Linked DNA regions of Homo sapiens: region 1 is linked to region 2. Evidence: read pairs that join two places in POLR2A ChIA-PET (ENCODE). Cell type or tissue: Panc1. All regions are shown on one strand. Each heading gives the region's core, and the rest is flanking DNA. Links, peaks and the distances in the headings are about the cores only.

Evidence for each region. ChIA-PET counts read pairs that join two places held together with the same protein. Peaks named below come from ENCODE experiments on the same cell type or tissue, not always from the same donor. Only the 100,000 strongest peaks of a DNase experiment are listed, where the experiment ranks them.
Region 1: POLR2A ChIA-PET joins it to region 2 with 12 read pairs; 2 of 35 experiments call an interaction of 5 or more read pairs at or near these places.

Annotation. Positions count from the first base shown.
Region 1 is chr10:99,763,175-99,772,937 of GRCh38, reverse strand. No RefSeq gene overlaps it. Among named protein-coding and RNA genes, the nearest start is that of ABCC2, 15 kb to the left of the region's middle. RefSeq lists a silencer at 6,370-6,419. In Panc1, for the core only: no CTCF peak of the experiment used is centred there; no DNase peak of the experiment used is centred there; H3K27ac peaks cover 4,491 bases.
Region 2 is chr10:100,015,582-100,025,344 of GRCh38, reverse strand. It overlaps LOC124902583 (small nucleolar RNA U13), which reads right to left and starts at 5,751; the gene lies at 5,646-5,751. RefSeq lists a silencer at 4,478-4,677. In Panc1, for the core only: no CTCF peak of the experiment used is centred there; no DNase peak of the experiment used is centred there; H3K4me3 peaks cover 647 bases; H3K27ac peaks cover 2,033 bases.

The DNA.
Region 1 (9,763 bases), core at 542-8,541, 250 kb after region 2:
GCCATTCTAACTGGTGTGAGATGATATCTCATAGTGGTTTTGATTTGCATTTCTCTGATGGCCAGTGATGATGAGCATTTCTTCATGTGTTTTTTGGCTGCATAAATGTCTTCTTTTGAGAAGTGTCTGTTCATGTCCTTCGCCCACTTTTTGATGGGGTTGTTTGTTTTTTTCTTGTAAATTTGTTTGAGTTCATTGTAGATTCTGGATATTAGCCCTTTGTCAGATGAGTAGGTTGCGAAAATTTTCTCCCATGTTGTAGGTTGCCTGTTCACTCTGATGGTAGTTTCTTTTGCTGTGCAGAAGCTCTTGAGTTTAATTAGATCCCATTTGTCAATTTTGGCTTTTGTTGCCATTGCTTTTGGTGTTTTGGACATGAAGTCCTTGCCCACGCCTATGTCCTGAATGGTAATGCCTAGGTTTTCTTCTAGGGTTTTTATGGTTTTAGGTCTAACGTTTAAATCTTTAATCCATCTTGAATTGATTTTTGTATAAGGTGTAAGGAAGGGATCCAGTTTCAGCTTTCTACATATGGCTAGCCAGTTTTCCCAGCACCATTTATTAAATAGGGAATCCTTTCCCCATTGCTTGTTTTTCTCAGGTTTGTCAAAGATCAGATAGTTGTAGATATGTGGCATTATTTCTGAGGGCTCTGTTCTGTTCCATTGATCTATATCTCTGTTTTGGTACCAGTACCATGCTGTTTTGGTTACTGTAGCCTTGTAGTATAGTTTGAAGTCAGGTAGTGTGATGCCTCCAGCTTTGTTCTTTTGGCTTAGGATTGACTTGGCGATGCGGGCTCTTTTTTGGTTCCATATGAACTTTAAAGTAGTTTTTTCCAATTCTGTGAAGAAAGTCATTGGTAGCTTGATGGGGATGGTATTGAATCTGTAAATTACCTTGGGCAGTATGGCCATTTTCACGATATTGATTCTTCCTACCCATGAGCATGGAATGTTCTTCCATTTGTTTGTGTCCTCTTTTATTTCCTTGAGCAGTGGTTTGTAGTTCTCCTTGAAGAGGTCCTTCACAACCCTTGTAAGTTGGATTCCTAGGTATTTTATTCTCTTTGAAGCAATTGTGAATGGGAGTTCACTCATGATTTGGCTCTCTGTTTGTCTGTTGTTGGTGTATAAGAATGCTTGTGATTTTTGTACATTGATTTTGTATCCTGAGACTTTGCTGAAGTTGCTTATCAGCTTAAGGAGATTTTGGGCTGAGACGATGGGGTTTTCTAGATAAACAATCATGTCGTCTGCAAACAGGGACAATTTGACTTCCTCTTTTCCTAATTGAATACCCTTTATTTCCTTCTCCTGCCTGATTGCCCTGGCCAGAACTTCCAACACTATGTTGAATAGGAGCGGTGAGAGAGGGCATCCCTGTCTTGTGCCAGTTTTCAAAGGGAATGCTTCCAGTTTTTGCCCATTCAGTATGATATTGGCTGTGGGTTTGTCATAGATAGCTCTTATTATTTTTATCATGGTAAGGAAAAACACTACCTTGACATATGTTGGTCTTTTTACTATGAACTTATTTAAGTGCATAATAACAAATTCATTCTTATAATTTATATTTGGACTATTATTATAGATAGTTTTGTGAATTGAGAACATGAGAATGGCCAAATTAGTGGGCCCAAGAAAATTTGCTGAACAAATATCTTTAAGCCTACTGCCAAGAGTGTAAAATATGTATTTCTCTGTGTGTTTATATATGTTCAGACATACAAGTAGAAATTTTCAGAGTGCTTTTATTAGCACTTAAAATATTAGCACTGTAAAATATGTATTTCTCTGTGTGTTTATATATGTTCAGACATATAAGTAGAAATTTTGAGAGTGCTTTTATTAGCACTTAGCTTTTCAGCTAGTTTTTTTTTTTAACTTGTTGTTTTGGGACATATTTGAGAGAGATTACCAAGTGGTAATTTGCAAAAGGAGTTTGCAGTAAGAGGTCTACATCTTATTGAAAGAATATCTTACTTTGAGCTTAAATTATTTTACCATTGAGGTTGCATCCACAGAGCATCGAGTACAGTGCTGGGTACAAGGATATGGGCTAAAGTGTGCTATTCTCGTAATCATGACTTCTGACATGAGAGACAACTGTGTTGTATCATGTATCCAGGAGAAGGAGATTCTGTTTCTTTTGACCTATAAAGAAGGTAAGGGCCATTACTTCGGTATCTTGTAAGTGGACCCTTGTGAATGAGTTGAAAGATCTCCAAATAGGATCACTTATTTACAGGTGCCTTATCTTCACAGAAACTATAATTGACTTCTAAACAATTTCAAGGTACAAAGTACTTTATGAAGTCGACTGAACTCTGAGTGGCTTATGTAAGCTGTATGGTGGTTTAAAAGCCATTGAACTCAGCCAACCCAAATGACTTAACTAGTAAGATAGTTTTCCTAAAGATAGGATATCTCTTGCAAATGACTGTCATACTGTAACAGAGCTTTGGAAGGTTCTTAACCCTACTAACAAAGGTCACTAGCAACTGCTAGAGGGAAAATGAACTTATTCTCCAATTATATTAAAATTCTTCTAAAGGGTATACCCAACTTCGGCTGGGCATGGTGGCTCACGCCTGTAATCCCAGCACTTTGGAAGGCTGAGGCGGGCAGATCACTAGAGGACAGGAGTTTGAGACCAGCCTGGCCAACATGGTGAAACTCCGGCTCTAACAAAAAAAAAAAAATTAGCTGGGCATGGTGGCATGTGCCTGTAATCCCAGCTACTCAGGAGACTGAGGAAGAAGAATCACTTGAACCCAGGAGGTGAAGACAGCAGTGAGCTGAGGTCATGCCACTGTGCTCCAGCCTGAGCGACAGAGCAAGGCTTTGTCTCGAAAAATAAAAAATAAAAAAAAAAAAGGGTATAACCAACTCGAAGTGACTTGAATGAAAATACTTATTGGTTCAAATAACCAGAACCCACAAATAGACCAGTTCTCAGGCTTGACTTACTCTAGTGGCTCTGCTCCAACTTCCTCTCATTCTTTGTTTTGTTCTCTTTCGCCATCAGCGTAATCCTCAAATAGGTGGGTGAGATGGCTGCAACAGTTTCAGGACTCACACCCACACACCATAACATATAGTAAAAGACGGAAAAGGTCATTTTCAGTAGGTCTCCCAGAAGTAGAATCCACCAGCAAACTTCTCCTGGTATCTCAGTGGTGTAAATTCCTGAATCAATTCCTTACAAGGATGAGGTTACTCTTGGATTAATCAGGCCCATCCTGAAGCTGTGGTAAGGTCAGCCTTCCCTAAAGCACATGGGCTACATGGAAGAAGAGTGATTTCTAGGACAAAACCAGGGTTGGAAGAGAAGGGAGAGATGAAGTCTGGACAGGAAACCAATGATGTACGTTAGAAATAAACCTTTAGTTTTATTGTAGTCCAGATTCAGGACAATGTGGGAAACAATCTCTACTATTTATTGTCATATTGTAAAAAGAATTTGTAGTGGCTTAGAAAAACATGTAAAATATAACAAGATACAATGTGAGTGAAGAAAAAAAGAATAGAAAAAAGAAGATAAAACGAGGGACAAGCCCATTATACAAAATTCATTCAATAGGATCCTGTCCACTTGCTACATGTGGGCTGCAATTTTGACTCTGAGCTTCCTTCCTATGTACCAATGAAAGGAGGGAAACTTAATCAGAGACTATATCAGTGAGGCTTCTTTTGGTTGCAAGGGACAGAGATCCAAATCAAACTGGTATAAACAAAAAAATGAAAAAGAAAATGTATTGGCTAATTTAATAGAAAAGTCCATGAATGATCTAGCTTTAGGCGCAGATGGGTTCAGAGTCTCAAACAACATCCTTAGGACGTTTGCAACTGTGTTGGTTTCGTTCTCAAGTAGGCTCTTCCCACTTGGTGGTAAAAATGGCTACGAAAGCTCTAGACTTACATGGTCCTCATGACCAGTAACCCTAGCAAAAAGAGTGTCTCTTTCCTGACAGCTCCAGGAAAAGTCTTTCGTAGGATTCTGAACAGCCCTGTTTGTGTTGTGTTCCCAGCTCTGGACCAATGAATATGAACAAAGGAATGAGGCATTCTGACTGGCTAGCCAATTCCCCTCCCATGGGCAGGGGAATTAAATCTATGTGATTAACAGTCGCACCAGGAAAGCATCATTATTCAGGGGCAGCTTCAGAAAGGAAAAGAGCTAGGCAGACAAAAAAAAAAATGTCTTTATAATGATATAATTCCATATACAAACCAATTGTTCAGAAGCCCAGCTACTCCTCAGGCTAACACTTAAGAAAAACATTCTCTTCTAGGGCTCCAATGACACACCTATATAAATATTTTATACAGCTGTTTCTAATTTTTTTTTTTGAGATAGTGTTGCTCTATTGTCCAGGCTGGAGTGCAGTGGTGTGATCTCAGCTCACTGCAACCTCCAGCTCACTGCAACCTCCATCTCTAGGGCTTACGCGATTCTCCCACCTCAGCCTCCCCAGTAGCTGGGACTACAAGTGCGCACCACCATGACCAGCTAATTTTTGTATTTTTTTGTAGAGATGGGGTTTTGCCATGTTGCCCAGGCTCATCTCAAACTGCTGAGCTCAAGCGATCCACCTGCTTCAGCCTCCCAAGGAGCTGGGATTACAGGCATGAGCCACTGTGCCTGGCCTCGAATACATTTTCAGTATAGACTAGTGGCATAATGCCAATGTGGTCTGATATTTTTTAAAAAAATTCTGTGAGGAACCAGAGCAATACAATCCAAATACACAACATTGTGATTTTAAAGGATAAAATTTTTCATCTGCACAGGAATGGGTGGATTGAATATTTTCGTCACAACTCTTGGTTGTAGGGGAAAAAATATCCAATCAAACCAGTGTAGCCAGTTTACCGAAAGACGTAAACTAGAGAACAAATAAGAAATAGTATTTTGCTCCCACCTGTGTCTTCAACTGTGCCATGTGAAACTCTCTTCCCTTGTCTTTTTTTTTTTTTTTTTTTTTGAGATGAAGTCTCGCTCTGCTGCCCAAGCTGGAGTGCAGTGGTACAATCTCAGCTTGTGGCAACCTCTGCCTCCTGGGTTCAAGCGATTCTCCTGCCTCAGTCTCCCGAGGAGCTGGGATTACAGGCACGCGGCACCACGCCCAGCTAACTTTTTTTTTCTTTTTTTTTGAGACAGGGTCTCGCTCTATCATCCAGGCTGGAGTGCAGTGGCGCGATCTCGGCTCACTGCAACCTCCGCCTCCTGGGTTCAAGCGATTCTCCTGCCTCAACCTCCCGAGTAGCTGAGACTACAGGCGCGTGCCACTATGCCTGGCTAATTTTTTGTCTTTTTAGTAGAGACGGGGTTTCACTATGTTAGCCAGGATGGTCTTGATCTCCTGACCTCGTGATCCGCCTGCCTCAGCCTCCCAAAGTGCTGGGATTACAGGCGTGAGCCACACGGCTAATTTTTGTATTTTTAGTAGAGACGGGGTTTCACCATGTTGGCTAGGCTGGTCTTGAACTCCTGACCTCAGGTGATCCGCCAGCCTCGGCCTCCCAAAGTGCTGGGATTACAGGCGTGAGCCACAGCGCCCAGCCCCTTCCCTTGTCTTGACCACATCTCAAGGCAGATCCTACAGCTTTTTGGTCTCTCTCAGGTATAAAAAGGTCCAGGCTAATCTAATCTGAAACTTCTTTCTCACATCCATTTTTAAACAGCCTTATTAAGATGAAATTACATGCAATTCAACCGCTTGAAGTGTACAAGTCAATGGTTTTTAGCATATTCACAGAGTTGTGCAACCACTGCCACAACCAATTTGGGAACATTTTTATTACCCACCAAAAACATCGACAACAACAACAACAACAACAAAGCCAACATCCAATTTAAAGCTTCTCTCCTGTTCGAGAACAGCCTGGCCAGCACGGTGAAGACCCATCTCTACTAAAATCACAAAATTTGCTGGGTGTGGTGGCACGTGCCTGTAGTCCCAGCTACTCAGGAGGCTGGGGCAGGGGAATCGCTTGAACCCGGGAGGCAGAGGTGGCAGTAAGCCGAGATTGTGCCATTGCACTCCAGCCTGGGTGACAGAGTGACTTTGTCTCAAAAAAAAAAAAAAGGAAAAATAGTAGAGTAGAGATGTTCTTAAACTGCCTAAAATGTCGCTGAGGCTGCATATGCTTTATTTATATTTATTTGTTTATGTATTTATTTGTAGAGATGGGACCTTGCTATGTTTCTCAGGCTGGTCTGGAAGTCCTGGCCTCAGGAGATCCTCCCACCTTAGCCTCCCAAGTCACTGGGACTGCAGGCTCGTGCCACCATGCCTAGCACTGTTTTAGTTTTTAGATGCCATACACGTTTGTTTTTGTGGTAATTCTTAGCAAGAACTTTTTTAAAAGATGGGTCGCAGTCCTGTATGAAACCCACACAATCGTTCAGTGCTAACCGCTGGCAAGTTAGTTAACACCTCTAGACCACAACCACATGGCTGTGTAGTAGAGTGGTCACATGCATGTCGTGGACTCTGGATCTAGCTACCTGGGTGCACAGGACTTAAGTGCTCCGTCCCTCAGTTTCCCCATCTGTGAAATGGGGATGACTGAGCTAATACCACCTGCCTCACAGTTTGCAGCAGGGATTCGATGAGTGAACACTTGGACGGTGCCTGGAATAGTGCCTGGTTCCTAGGCAGCGTCCTGTGAGTGTTAAATAAAATATCTTTTCATGCTGATTTTCCTTTCTGCTTTGACATGCTGAGATTCTGTTTTAGCTGCAGGATGGTTTGAGTATGGCTTTGGTTTTCTATTAAAGCTTCTTTGATCTCTTAGCTCAACCATTTCAACAAAGCATATGGTCTCTGCTTGCAGGGGATCTTGTGTGGGTGCATTTTCTGGTGCTCTTTGATAAGGAGTGGGGTATGAACATTTGGTTTGGGCATGACAGCTTAATGACTTTCCACAATAACTTCTTATATCAAAGATTATTTCCCTTAAGCCTGGGAGTTGAAACAATATATTTTGCTAGAAAATAAATAAGCTTGGAAGGAGGAAATGAGAATTTCATTATGACTTGCGATGCTTTTGCCTTTTAAAATTTCATGACATGTGCTTTCATTAAGTAAAAATATCCCTCCTTCAAAAAAAAAAAAAAAAGCTTCTCTCCTTTATTGGCTCAGGGACCAGTTACTTCTGGGGAACAAAGTCTCATTACTTTTTATCATTTTTCCTTGTTATTCAATTCCTCCTTCCCTAATTCCAGGATTCGAGCAGGGAGGTGAGAACCTGGAGAAGGGGTACAAAAGTAATTTTGCTGGCTCAGGGACCAATGATGAATTTTTCAGTATGTGGGACTTCCAATGCAAAAACCGGAAAAGTTCCAAGCAAACAAGGATGGCTGGCCACCTTATGAACTGGTGCTGTTTGTAAATCACTCTTGCTTGATCAAAGGCTAACCATAAACGTTTTCAATGGGCCAGGTGCGGTGGCTCACGCCTGTAATCCCAGCACTTTGGGAAGCTGAGGCGGGTGGATCACGAGGTCAGGAGTTTGAGACCAGCCTGCCCAACATGGTGAAACCCCGTCTCTACTAAAAATACAAAAATTAGCTGGGTGTGGTGGCGTGCGCTTGTAATCCCAGCTACTCTGGAGACTGAGGCAGGAGAATCATTTAAACCCGGGAGGCAGAGGTTGCAGTGAGCCGAGATCACGCCACTGCACTCCAGCCTGGGCGACAGAGCAAGACTCTGTCTTGGAAAAAAAAAAAAAGAGTTTTCAATATTTCAGCTGCTTTCCAAGTGGTCCAACCTGTATTCTGTCCTTCAGCAGTATAATTTCCCACTAGTAATGTTAAGTTTGATTACTGGGTTAAGGTGAAAACAACCAGATAGTCAATTATGACATTTTCTATTTTTATGACTAGCAAGTAACCTATAGGGTGATATTTTGGCACTGTGGATATTCAGCTCCCATTCAACATTTACCAAACGGTTTTAGCATTGGTAATCTTTGACTGATTTATTTCATTTGGAGTTAGTTACAAAACTGTTTTCTAATTCTAAGAGATAAATAATGTTGCTATGAACATTCATGTACCAAGTTTTCGTGAGGACATATGTTTTCAATTCTCTGGGAGTACATACCTAGGAGTGGAATTGCTGGGTCATATGGCAACTCTGTGTTGAACATTTTGAGTAATTCCCAGACTGTTTTACCAAGGAGTGGCACCATTTTACATTCCCATCAGTGGCATATGAAGGTTACAGTTCCTTCACATTCTATCCAACACTTGATATGGTCAGACTTTTGGCTTACAGTAATCCTAGCGGGTATGAAGTGGTATCTCATTGTGGTTTTGATTTGCATTTCCCTAATGACTAATGATGTGCATTTTTTTTTTTTTTGAGATGGAGTCTTGCTCTGTTGCCCAGGCTGTAGTGCAGTGGCGCAATCTCGGCTCACTGCAAGCTCCGCCTCCCGAATGATGTGCATTTTTTCATGTACTTGTTGGTCAGTTGTATACCTTCTTTGGAGAAATGGTTATTTTCTTTTTTTTTTTTTTTTTTTGAGACAGGGTCTCGCTCTGTCGCCCGGGCTGGAATGCAGTGGCACGATCTCGGCTCACTGTAAGCTCCGCCTCCCACGTTCACGCCATTCTCCTGCCTCAGCCTCCGGAGTAGCTGGGACCACAGGCGCCCGCCACCACGCCCGGCTAATTTTTTGTATTTTTAGTAGAGACGGGGTTTCACCATGTTAGCCAGGATGGGAAATGGTTATTGTTTATTGTTGAGTTGTAAGTGTTCTTTGCATATTCTAGATACAAGACCCCATTGTATATATGATTCGCAGATTTTCTTCCATTCTGAGGGTTGTCTTTTCACTTTATTGATGCCACTTTGAAGCATAAAAGTTTCCAACTTTGATAAAATCCAATTTATCCAATTTTTTTCTTTTGTCATTCATGCTTTTGATGTTATGTCTAAGAAGGCTTTGCCTAACCCAAAGGTCACAAAGATTTACCCGTTTTCTTCTAAAAGGTTTTTTAGTTCTTAAATTTAGGTTATGACCCTTTGAGTTAATTTTTGCATTTGGTGTAAGGTAAGGGTCCAACTTTATTCTTTTGCATGTGGATATCCAGTTGTCTAAGCATCATTTGTTAAAAAGACCATTCTTTCCCCCACTGAATTGTCTTGGAATCCTAGTCAAAAATCAATGGACTATAATGTAAGTGCTTATTTCTGGACTTTCAATTGTATCCTATTGAGCTATATAATTATCTTTATGCCAGTACTACATGGCCTTGATTACCATAGCTTTGTAGTAAGTTTTGAAATCAGGAAGTATGTCATCAAATGTTGTTCTTCTTTTTCAAGATTTTCTGGCTATCCTGGGGCATTTGCGTTTCCAGATGGATTTTAGGATCAATTTGTCAACTTTTACACAAAAAGGCAGTTGGAATTCTGCTAGCAATTACATTGACTCCGTAGATCAATTGAAGAGTGTTGGAATCTTAAAAGTAGTAAGTTTACCAATCTATGAACATGGGATGTCTTTCCATTTATTTCTTCATTGTTAAGTCTTTTAAAATTTCTTTCAACAATGTTTTGTAGTTTTCAGTATACTGTCTTACACTTTTTTTTTTTTTTTTTGAGACTGAGCCTTGCTCTGTTGCCTGGGCTGGAGTGCAGTGGTGCGATCTTGGCTCACTGCAACCTCTGCCTCCCAGGTTCAAGTGATTCTCTTTTCTTAGCCTCCCAAGTAGCTGGGATTACAGGTGCCCACCACCACAC
Region 2 (9,763 bases), core at 1,156-9,155:
CCTAGGCTGGAGTGCAGTGATGTGATCATGGCTTATTGCAGTCTTGACCTCCTGGGCTCAAGCAACCCTCCCACCTCAGCCTTCTGAGTAGCTGGGATTACAGGCACACATTACCATGCCTGGCTAAGTTTTAAATTTTTTGTAGAGACAATGTCTCACTTTGTTGCCCAGGCTGGTCTGGAGCTCCTGGGCTCAAGCGATCCTCCTGTGTTGACCTCCCAAAATTCTGGGATTACAAAGATTTAACTCTTCTTATCGTTTAGTCACATAAGCCTTCTATTTACTTTTTATAAACAGTCTTTTTTTTCCCCTTTGTTTTGTTATTTACTTTTTTTTTTTTTGGAGACAGAGTCTCGCTTGGTCACCCAGGCTGAAGCGTAGTGACGCCATCTCAGCTCACTGCAACCTCTGCTTCCATGTTCAAGCGATTCTCATGCCTCAGCCTGTTGAGTAGCTGGGACTACAGACGTGCGCCGCTACGCCCAGCTGATTTTTGTATTTTTAGTAGAGACGAAGTTTCACCATGTTGGCCAGGCTGGTCTTCAACTCCTGACCTCAAGTGATCTGCCCACTGTGGCCTCCCAAAGTGCTGGGATTACAGGCGTGAGCCACCATGCCCAGCCAATTATTTACTTTTAAACTATGTTGTTCATTGGCATTTTCACAACATATAAATATCTTTTTATTTATTTATTTATTTATTTTTATTTTTTTGAAGTGAAGTCTCGCTCTGTCGCCCAGGCTGGAGTGCCATGGCATGATCTCGGCTCACTGCAACCTCTGCCTCCTGGGCGCAAGCAATTTTCCTGCCTCAGCCTCCCAAGTAGCTGGAATTACAGGTATCTGCCACCATGCCTGACTGACTAATTTTTGTGTTTTTTAGTAGAGAGAGGGTTTTGCCATGTTGACCAGGCTGGTCTTGAACTCCTGACCTCAGGTGATCCGCCCACCTCGGCCTCCCAAAGTGCTGAGATTATAGGCATAAGCCACTGCGCCCAACCAGATCTTTTTTAAAATCAATAAAAATATTGAAATCTTTTCAGAAGCTTCTGTACATCAATAATTATCTCTGAATGAAACTAATTCTGGAGACCTCATTTTTTTGTTTGTTTGTTTTTTTTTTTTTGAGACAGAGTCTTGCTCTGTCGCCCAGGCTGGAGTGCAGTGGCGCAATCTCGGCTCACCGCAAGCTCCGCCTCCTGGGTTCTCGCCATTCTCCTGCCTCAATCTCCCGAGTAGCTGGGACTACAGGCGCCCACCACCATGCCCGGCTAATTTTTTGTATTTTTAATAGAGACGGGGTTTCACTGTGTTAGCCAGGATGGTCTCGATCTCCTGACCTCGTGATCCGCCTGCCTCGGCCTCCCAAAGTGCTAGAATTACAGGCGTGAGCCACTGCGCCTGGCCTGGGGCCCTCATTTTTTAAAACTTTTTTTTTGACACAGGGTCTTGTTCTGTCACCCAGGCTGAAGTGTAGTGGTGTGATCACAGCTCACTGCAGCCTCAATCTCCTAGGCTCAAGAGATCCTCCCACCTCAGGCTCCTGAGTAGCTATGACTACAGGTATGTGCATCACACCTAGCTAATTGTGTTGTGTTTTTTGTAGAGACAAGATCTCACTATATTGCCCAGGCTGGTCTCAAAGTCCTAGGCTCAAGCAGTCCTCCTGCCTCAGACTCCCAAAGCACTGGGATTACAGGCGACAGCCACCATGCCCAGCCTGGGGCCCTCATTTTTAAATACACTTTTAAAAGTGCAGTATTCATTTGAAATGTTGTAGTTTTGTATTATTTTTAGTAAGGTGTTGCCATTTCTGTGTTTGCTGCTTCCAGGGCCTAATTTTTTTTTTTTTTTTTTTTTTTTTTGAGACAGAGTCTGACTCTGTTGCCAGGGCTGGAGTGCAGTGGCGCGATCTCGGCTCACTGCAACCTCCGCCTCCCGGGTTCAAGTGATTCTCCTGCCTCAGCTTCCTGAGTAGCTGGGATTACAGGTGCCTACTACTACACTCAGGTAATTTTTTGCATTTTTAGGAGAGACAGGGTTTCACCATGTTGGCCAGGCTGGTCTCGAACTTCTGACCTCGTGATTTGTCTGCCTCGGCCTCCCAAAGTGCTGGGATTACAGGCATGAGCCACCATGCCTGGCTCCAGAGCCTAATATTTATGCATGTATAGGTAAGCATAGCTGGAAGGTGGAGTACTAAGTTCTTCAGTAGTAAAGGATTATTATTATTATTTTGAGACGGAGTCTCACTCTTGTTGCCCAGGCTGGAGTGCAATGGCAGGATCTCAGCTCACCACAGCCTCCGCCTCCCAGGTTCAAGTGATCTCCTGCCTTAACCTCCCTAGTAGCTGGGATTACAGGCATGCGGCAGCACACCTGGCTAATTTTGTATTTTTAGTAGAGACACGGTTTCTCCATGTTGGTCAGGCTGGTCTTGAACTCCCGACCTCAGGTGATCCGCCGCCTTGGCCTCCCAAAGTGCTGGGATTACAGGCGTGAGCCACCGTGCCTGGCCAGGGACCCCCATTTTTACTTTGGATCTTGTCCTTAACTCTCAGATCCCTTTGATTAACTTAGCTAATGCTTTTTTTTCTACCTAAGTGTGCAAGAAAAGGAAACAAAAGGAATACTACAACACAAAAATCTCTGTGAATTTCTAAAAGCTGAAGTTCACAGCCTCTGTGCTATTACCATTTACTGCCAGTTTCTCTGTGAACCACTCAGACATCTGAGGCGTCTAACTGGATCAAAGCCAGTTAACTATTGCATGTAATCTGATCCTAGACCTAGTCCAGTTTGTATCACAACTTCCAAACCCAATTCATATAAAAAATTCACTCAAACAGATAGCTCAAAACACAAACCCATAGAGCTTCAGAATCTGAGAGAGAAGATACCCACGATCCTCAGTTGTAAGAGAGAGCAATGGACAAAATGAGTCTGGTTGGTACCTCATTAGTCACTCAATGCCCCTGGTGGGGGTAGAAGCTCTACTTCAGATCCCATTTCTGACACCATCTGTTAAAAAGAAAACCTTAGGGCCGGGCGTGGTGGCTCACACCTGTAATCCCAGCACTTTGGGAGGCCGAGGCAGGTGGATCACCTGAGGTCAGGAGTTCGAGACCAACCTGCCCAACATAGCGAAACCCTGTCTCTATTAAAAAAAAAAACACAGGCCGGGCTCATGCCTGTAATCCCAGCACTTTGGAAGGCTGAGGCGGGTGGATCACGAGGTCAGGAAATCAAGACCATCCTGGCTAACATGGTGAAACCCTGTCTTTACTAAAAATACAAAAAATTAGCCGGTCGTGGTGGCGGGCACCTGCAGTCCCAGCTACTCGGGAGGCTGGGGCAGGAGAATGGCGTGAACCCAGGAGGCAGAGCTTGCAGTGAGCTGAGATCATGCCACTGCACTCCTGCCTGGGCGACAGAGCGAGACTCCGTCTCAAAAAAACAAAAAAGCTGGGTGTGGTGGCAGGCACCTGTAATCCCAGCTACTCAGGAGGCTGAGGCAGGAGAATCGCTTGAACCCGGGAGGTAGAGGTTGCAGTGAGCTGAGATTGCACCACTGCACTCCAGCCTGGGTGACAAAAGCGAAACTTCATCTCAAAAAAAAAAAAAAAACCCTTAGGCAAATTAAATTTAACAGAGAGTTTATTGAGCAAAGAATGATTTGCAAATCAGGCAGCCCCCAAAGCAGAATAGGTTCAGAAAGACTCCTGCACAGCTGCGTAGTCAAAAAAGACTTACAGGCAGAAAAAGGAAAGTGATGGACAGAAACAGTTGGATTGGTTACAGCTTTGCATTTGCCTTATTTGGACACATTTTGAATAGTTGGTCACCTTTGATTGGCTTAAATTCAGTGATTGGCACAAGAATAGGTTACAGTCTGTTTATGCATCCAATAAGGTTATAGTTCACTATGTATGGCAAAATCTTTACACTGAACTTGAACTGTGTAAGGAGGCAGCTTTATGATAAACCTAACTTAGCAGACCTATTAAGAAATATATATTTTGTCTTTGTCCCCTGGTGTACAACTTCTAAAACCCTTGTAACTTCCTGAATGACAGAGGTGATAGGAGCTCTTTTGCTACCGGTAACAAGCCCCTGAATTTGAATTACACCTGAGTTTATGTTAATGAGATGACTGGTAGCTGAAAGCCCCTAGATAGCTTCAGGATGGGTCTGGTTGCCAAAGAAACCCACCATGTGCTTATGATGGCAGCGGCGGGCCATCTGGAGTGGCTGCTGCCATCACGCCGGCTGCAGCAGGGAGGTGCAGCTGGGGCTGCAAGCTCAATAGAGCCAGCGGGAGCCAGGGACCAGCGGGAGCCCCATTCCTTCCGAGTTGGGGCAGGAGCTCCCCAGGTGCCGCTGCAACTGCCCAAGCCATGGCTATGGACCCAGGCATCCCGGTCCTCTTGGGGCCCGGGATCAGGCAGGGGCCCCATCCTCCCAGGCACAGCTGCAGCCACTCAAATAGCAAGCCCAGGAGCCCTGTGGCAGGAAAGAGCCCACCTGGTTCTAGCAACTGCATCTCTTGAACGTAAGGGGGTGTGTGTGCATGCTCAGTTTCCTGATTTATGATCTCAATGTGCTAGAAGTCTAACTCAGCATAGGTCCAAGACAGTGTAGCATCCAAACCACACTGAGTCTATTAATAAGTGAGCCAGTAAGATTCACTTTCTCCGTGGCCACAGAAAACACCCCTAAACCCAACCAGCCATCTCGAAAGCAAGGATATAGAAAGTAGGACAGCATGACTTGGTACAAATCTGCCATCAGAACTGGAGAAGTTAGACTTCCTGTGTCTAGAGCATCATCTTTACACATGTGGTACCACAATTTGTCTCATACACACACTCTCAGCACACACCCTGCAATCCACCATGCCCACCTCCTGCCTGGAATGCAGCTTCATTTCTACTTTAACACTAACTGTATTCTGGGTTTAACCATGAGTAAACATTCCCCCTGAGCAAATGCTTAAGCAAACATCACTTCTCTCCCTCCTCCCAGAAGTTAAATATCACTATTTATAAAGGCTTCCCCCTACCCCTACTGTCTCTTATTCTTTCCCTCACCACTTCATGATCCTCCCCACACTGCTACTCGTTAATCTTTCTTTCTCCCACCTTCATTCTGTTCACATACTTCCTGCACCCCTTCGCCCCCACCCCACCAGGCCCTGCTGCAGGTGGGTGTAGCATCACCTAAGAAGCACTGCCTGGAGCCATGAAGGGATAAGAGGCCAGCAGCCCGGGGAAAAGCCAAACAGAAAAAGCACTGCTTGTTTCTGCTGTTACTCTGCCTGCCTCCCCCTGCAGTCTCAGGGAGGAGGCAAAGAAAGTCACCGCTTGGATCCATGTTCACCCTGCAGGAGGAGGGAGAAAAGGCATCTTTGACTTCCTTTTAGATTGTCCCATATGAGCCCTTTGGGATGAAGTCCATCCCGGGCACTAGATCAAAGGAATTGAGTGAGTTTCCTCAAATCCTTTCTGGAATCAGATGAAGAATAAATAAATGAAGAAATAAAGTGACCACAATTTTGTTCTTTTTAAAAATATCCAAATATAGTATTTGAAACACACGGTAGTTTATAGAAGGCTTTTATTTTACAAGCCAATAATTTTTTTTAATGTCAGACATTGGTACATTACCAATGTTGTAGCAAGGTTTGAGGGAGGTACATCTCACGCATGAGCATGAAAACTCAATCATCATGCTTATGACCTACAAAATGACCTAATTTTTTTTTAATGGAAGGATAAAGGGCCCACCAACTTTCTTTTTTTTTTTTTTTTCGATAGGGTATTGTTCTGTTGCCCAGGCTGGAGTGCAGTGGCACAATCACAGCTGCCTGCAACCTTGACCTCCTGGGCTCAAGTGATCCTCCTTTCTCAGCCTCCTGAGTAACTGAGACTACAGGCATGTACCACTATGCCTGGCTAATTTTTAAATTTTTTGTAGAGATGGGGGTTTCACCATCTTGCCCAGGCTGGTCTTGAACTCCTGAGCTCATGTGATCCTCCTCCTTCAGCCTCCCGAAGTATTGGGGCTACAGGCATGAGCCACCATGCCTGGCTACTTTCTATTTTGGACTAACTTTCTAATTTTCTATTAAGGACTATTGGTAAAATACAATTGTTATCCACTATCACCATCAATTCGTAAATACTCTAACACCAAAAATTAGGAAAGGTATAATCTCAGAATAAAGAAGTCTTGTAAATGAAATTTTTCTCATCTTACTAGGAAATAGTAAATCTTCCATCTTAGACTGGCATATTGAGCCAGTAGTTTAGAGATGAGACCTTTATTGGCATATAACTAAAAATCCAGACATAGCTGGATTGAGGTGCCTAAGTTAGGTGGTATGGAATCTCTCTCCATTTCTTGATTTCATTGTCTTCAGTAGTGACTTCATTCTCACATAGTCTCTCTCCATGAGGCAAGGTGAACAACAGCTCCTTTTAGCTTATCTTCTCTCAGCTATCAAAAGACAAAATTACAACAAATTTAGATTAAAGATCGAATTGGCTTTTATTTGCAATTCTAGAATTGGGCAACAACTCATTCTATAAGATAGAATGAGTGTTCAGATGAGTTGAGCAGAGAAATTTGACTTTATAGGCAGAAGAGGGCTGAAGAACGCAGGAACAGAACAAAAACTGATTGGTTGTTACAAAGTTACTTTCCTTATAAAGGTTAAAGCAGAGGGGGCCACCTCATCATGCTTCCCAAAACAGGCCTGTTTGGGGATTTGGCTATTATCTATTTCTTGCCTGATTTCTTGGAAGATCAAATAAATAGCTTAGTTTTGGCTTGGTGGAAACTTCAGTATGAGTAACTCCATTTTGGTTTTATCTGTTAAGCCTAGTGCAAGAGCTCAGTTCCACCCAATGGCCTCCTATAAATTTCATTTAACACAGTTTAGCAACAAACTATTGATTCTTGAGCATGAATCTCAATAGCACAAACTGGATTACGTGCCTATCTCTAAAACTATCACAGTGACTCTGATTGGTCAGTCTGGGGTCATATGATCACTTCTGGGTGCTGGAATGGAAATATGGGGGACTGCGAGTATAGATGAGTTGTTTCCCATTAAAACAAACAAACAAAAAATCCCTGGGAGATCAAGACAGGCAGATCACTTGAGGCCAGGAATTCGAGACCAGCTTGGCCAACATAAAACCCCGTCTCTACTAAAAATAGAAAAGTTAGCCGGGCATGGTGGCACATGCCTGCAATCCCAGCTACTTGGGAGGCTGAGGCAGGAGAATTGCTTGACCGTGGGAGGCAGAGGTTGCAGTGAGTGGAGATCATGCCACTGCACTCCAGCCTGGGCAACAGAGCGAGACTCCATCTCAAAAAGAAAAAAAACAGGAATGATGGTTGTGGACAAAACAACAAAAGAGCATTATAATTTTGTTGAATTTAAGCATCATTTTGATTTTACTGTGACTTTTTTCTGTTTTATTTATCTTTCATTGACATATAATTGTACATATTTATGGGGTACAATATATGTATACATTGTATAATTAGCAAATCAGAGTAATTAGCAAATCCATCATCTCAAATATTTATTACTTCTTTGTGGTGAAAACATTCAGAATGCTCTCTTTTAGTTAATTTGTTTTTATTGATTCTTATTTTTTATTTTTAAATGGAATTTCGCTCTTGTTGCCCAGGTTGGAGTGCAATGGCATGATCTTAGCTCACTGCAACCTCCGCCTCCTGGGTTCAAGCAATTCTCCTGCCTCAGCCTCCCAAGCAGCTGGGATTACAGGCATGCGCCACCACACCCGGCTAATTTTTTTGTATTTAGTAGAGACAGGTTTTCACCATGTTGGTCAGGCTGGTCTAGATCTCCCGATCTCAGGTGATCCACCCACCTCGGCCTTCCAAAGTGCTGGGATTACAGGCGTGCCCCACCATGCCTGGCCCTTATTTTATTTTATTTTTTCTGGAGATGGAATCTTACTCTGTTGCCCAGGCTGGAGTGCAGTGGCACGATCTCGGTTCACTGCAACCTCCGCCTCCCAGGTTCAAGCTATTCTCCTGCCTCAGCCTCCTGAGTAGCTGGGATTACAGGTGTGCAACACCATGCCCAAGTATATTTTGTATTTTTAGTAGAGACGGGGTTTCACCATGTTGGTCAGGCTGGTCTCAAACTCCTGACCTCAGGTGATCCCCCTACTTCGGCAAAGAAAGTCACCCCTTGGATCCATGTTCACCCCGCAGGAGCGGGGAGAAAAGGCATCTTTGACTTCCTTTTAGATTGTCCCATGTGAGCCCTTTGGGATGAAGTCCATCCCGGCACTAGATCAAAGGAATTGAGTGAGTTTCCTTAAATCCTTTCTGGAATCAGAGGAAGAATAAATAAATGAAGAAATAAAGTGACCACAATTTTGTTCTTTTTAAAAATACTCAAATATAGTATTTGAAACACACTGTAGTTTATAGAAGGCTTTTATTTTACAAGCCAATGATTTTTTTTTAATGTCAGACATTGGTACATTACTAATGTTGTAGCAAGGTTTGAGGGAGATACATCTCACACATCAGCCTTCCAAGTAGCTGGGATTACAGCCACACACCACCATGCCCGGCTAAGTTTTGTATTTTTAGTAGAGACAGGGTTTCAGCATGTTGGCCAGGCTGGTCTTGAACTCTTGGCCTCAAGCGATCCACCCCACCTCAGCCTCCCAGAGTGCTGGGATTACAGGTGTGAGACATTGCGTCCAGCCATGGTTTTTACTTCTGAGTGTGAAATAATTCTCTGTTTTCCCGTAAACCAATTCAAGCTTCTGCAAGTAGATAGGAAGAGGAGTCCCTAGGCATCAATATATCAATATATTAAGAACAGCCCTGAAGATAAACATGATACAGTCTTTTCTTCAGAATACAGAAGCTTTCTTATAGGGTCTGTTCTCTTCTAGGAAGAACAAAACAAGACCTGGTCTTACTCTTGCCAACCAGGGTCTATCCCTAAATGAAACCAAATGGCCTCTGTTGTCTTCTAGGAGTTGGCCTTGTCCTAGTTCAAGTCCACCAGACAGATGCCCTCTGTGAAAACTATCCTGACTTGGCCGGGTGTGGTGGCTCCGCCTGTAATCCCAGCACTTTGGGAGGCCGAGGCAAGTGGATCACCTGAGGTGAGGTCAGGAGTTCGAGAACAGCCTGGCCAACGAGGTGAATCCCCATCTCTACTAAAAATAGAAAAATTAAACGGTTGTGGTGGTGGGCGCCTGTAATCCCAGATACTTGGGAGGCTTAGGCAGGAGAATTGCTTGAACTCGGGAGGCGGAGGTTGCAGTGAGCCGAGATCCCGCCATTGCACTCCAGCCTGGGCAACAAGAGTGAAACTCCGTCTCAAAAAAAAAAAGAAAAGAAAACCATGCTGACTTCTCCTTTGCCTGTGAGATCTGATCACCAATCTTCCTCTGTCGATCTCTTTTCAACTTGAATTCTCACCGTTCTGAACCTTGGCCATGAGACTGCCAGGTGCATTGTGTCAACATTTTGATGAATAGTTGTTAGTATTTTCATGTGATGTCTGACATTTTAGGATGCAAACCTATGTCTTCCATGTTCTATCACTAGGTTGTTGGATCACATTTTCTTTTATAATAGAAATAAGCATATATTAACAGTATTTTATCTATACATCCCCTCCTCCCCACCACCCTGGAATTTGGTCCCCTGGCTATTCCAGGATGGACGGTTAGCTGACATAGCATGAGCAAGG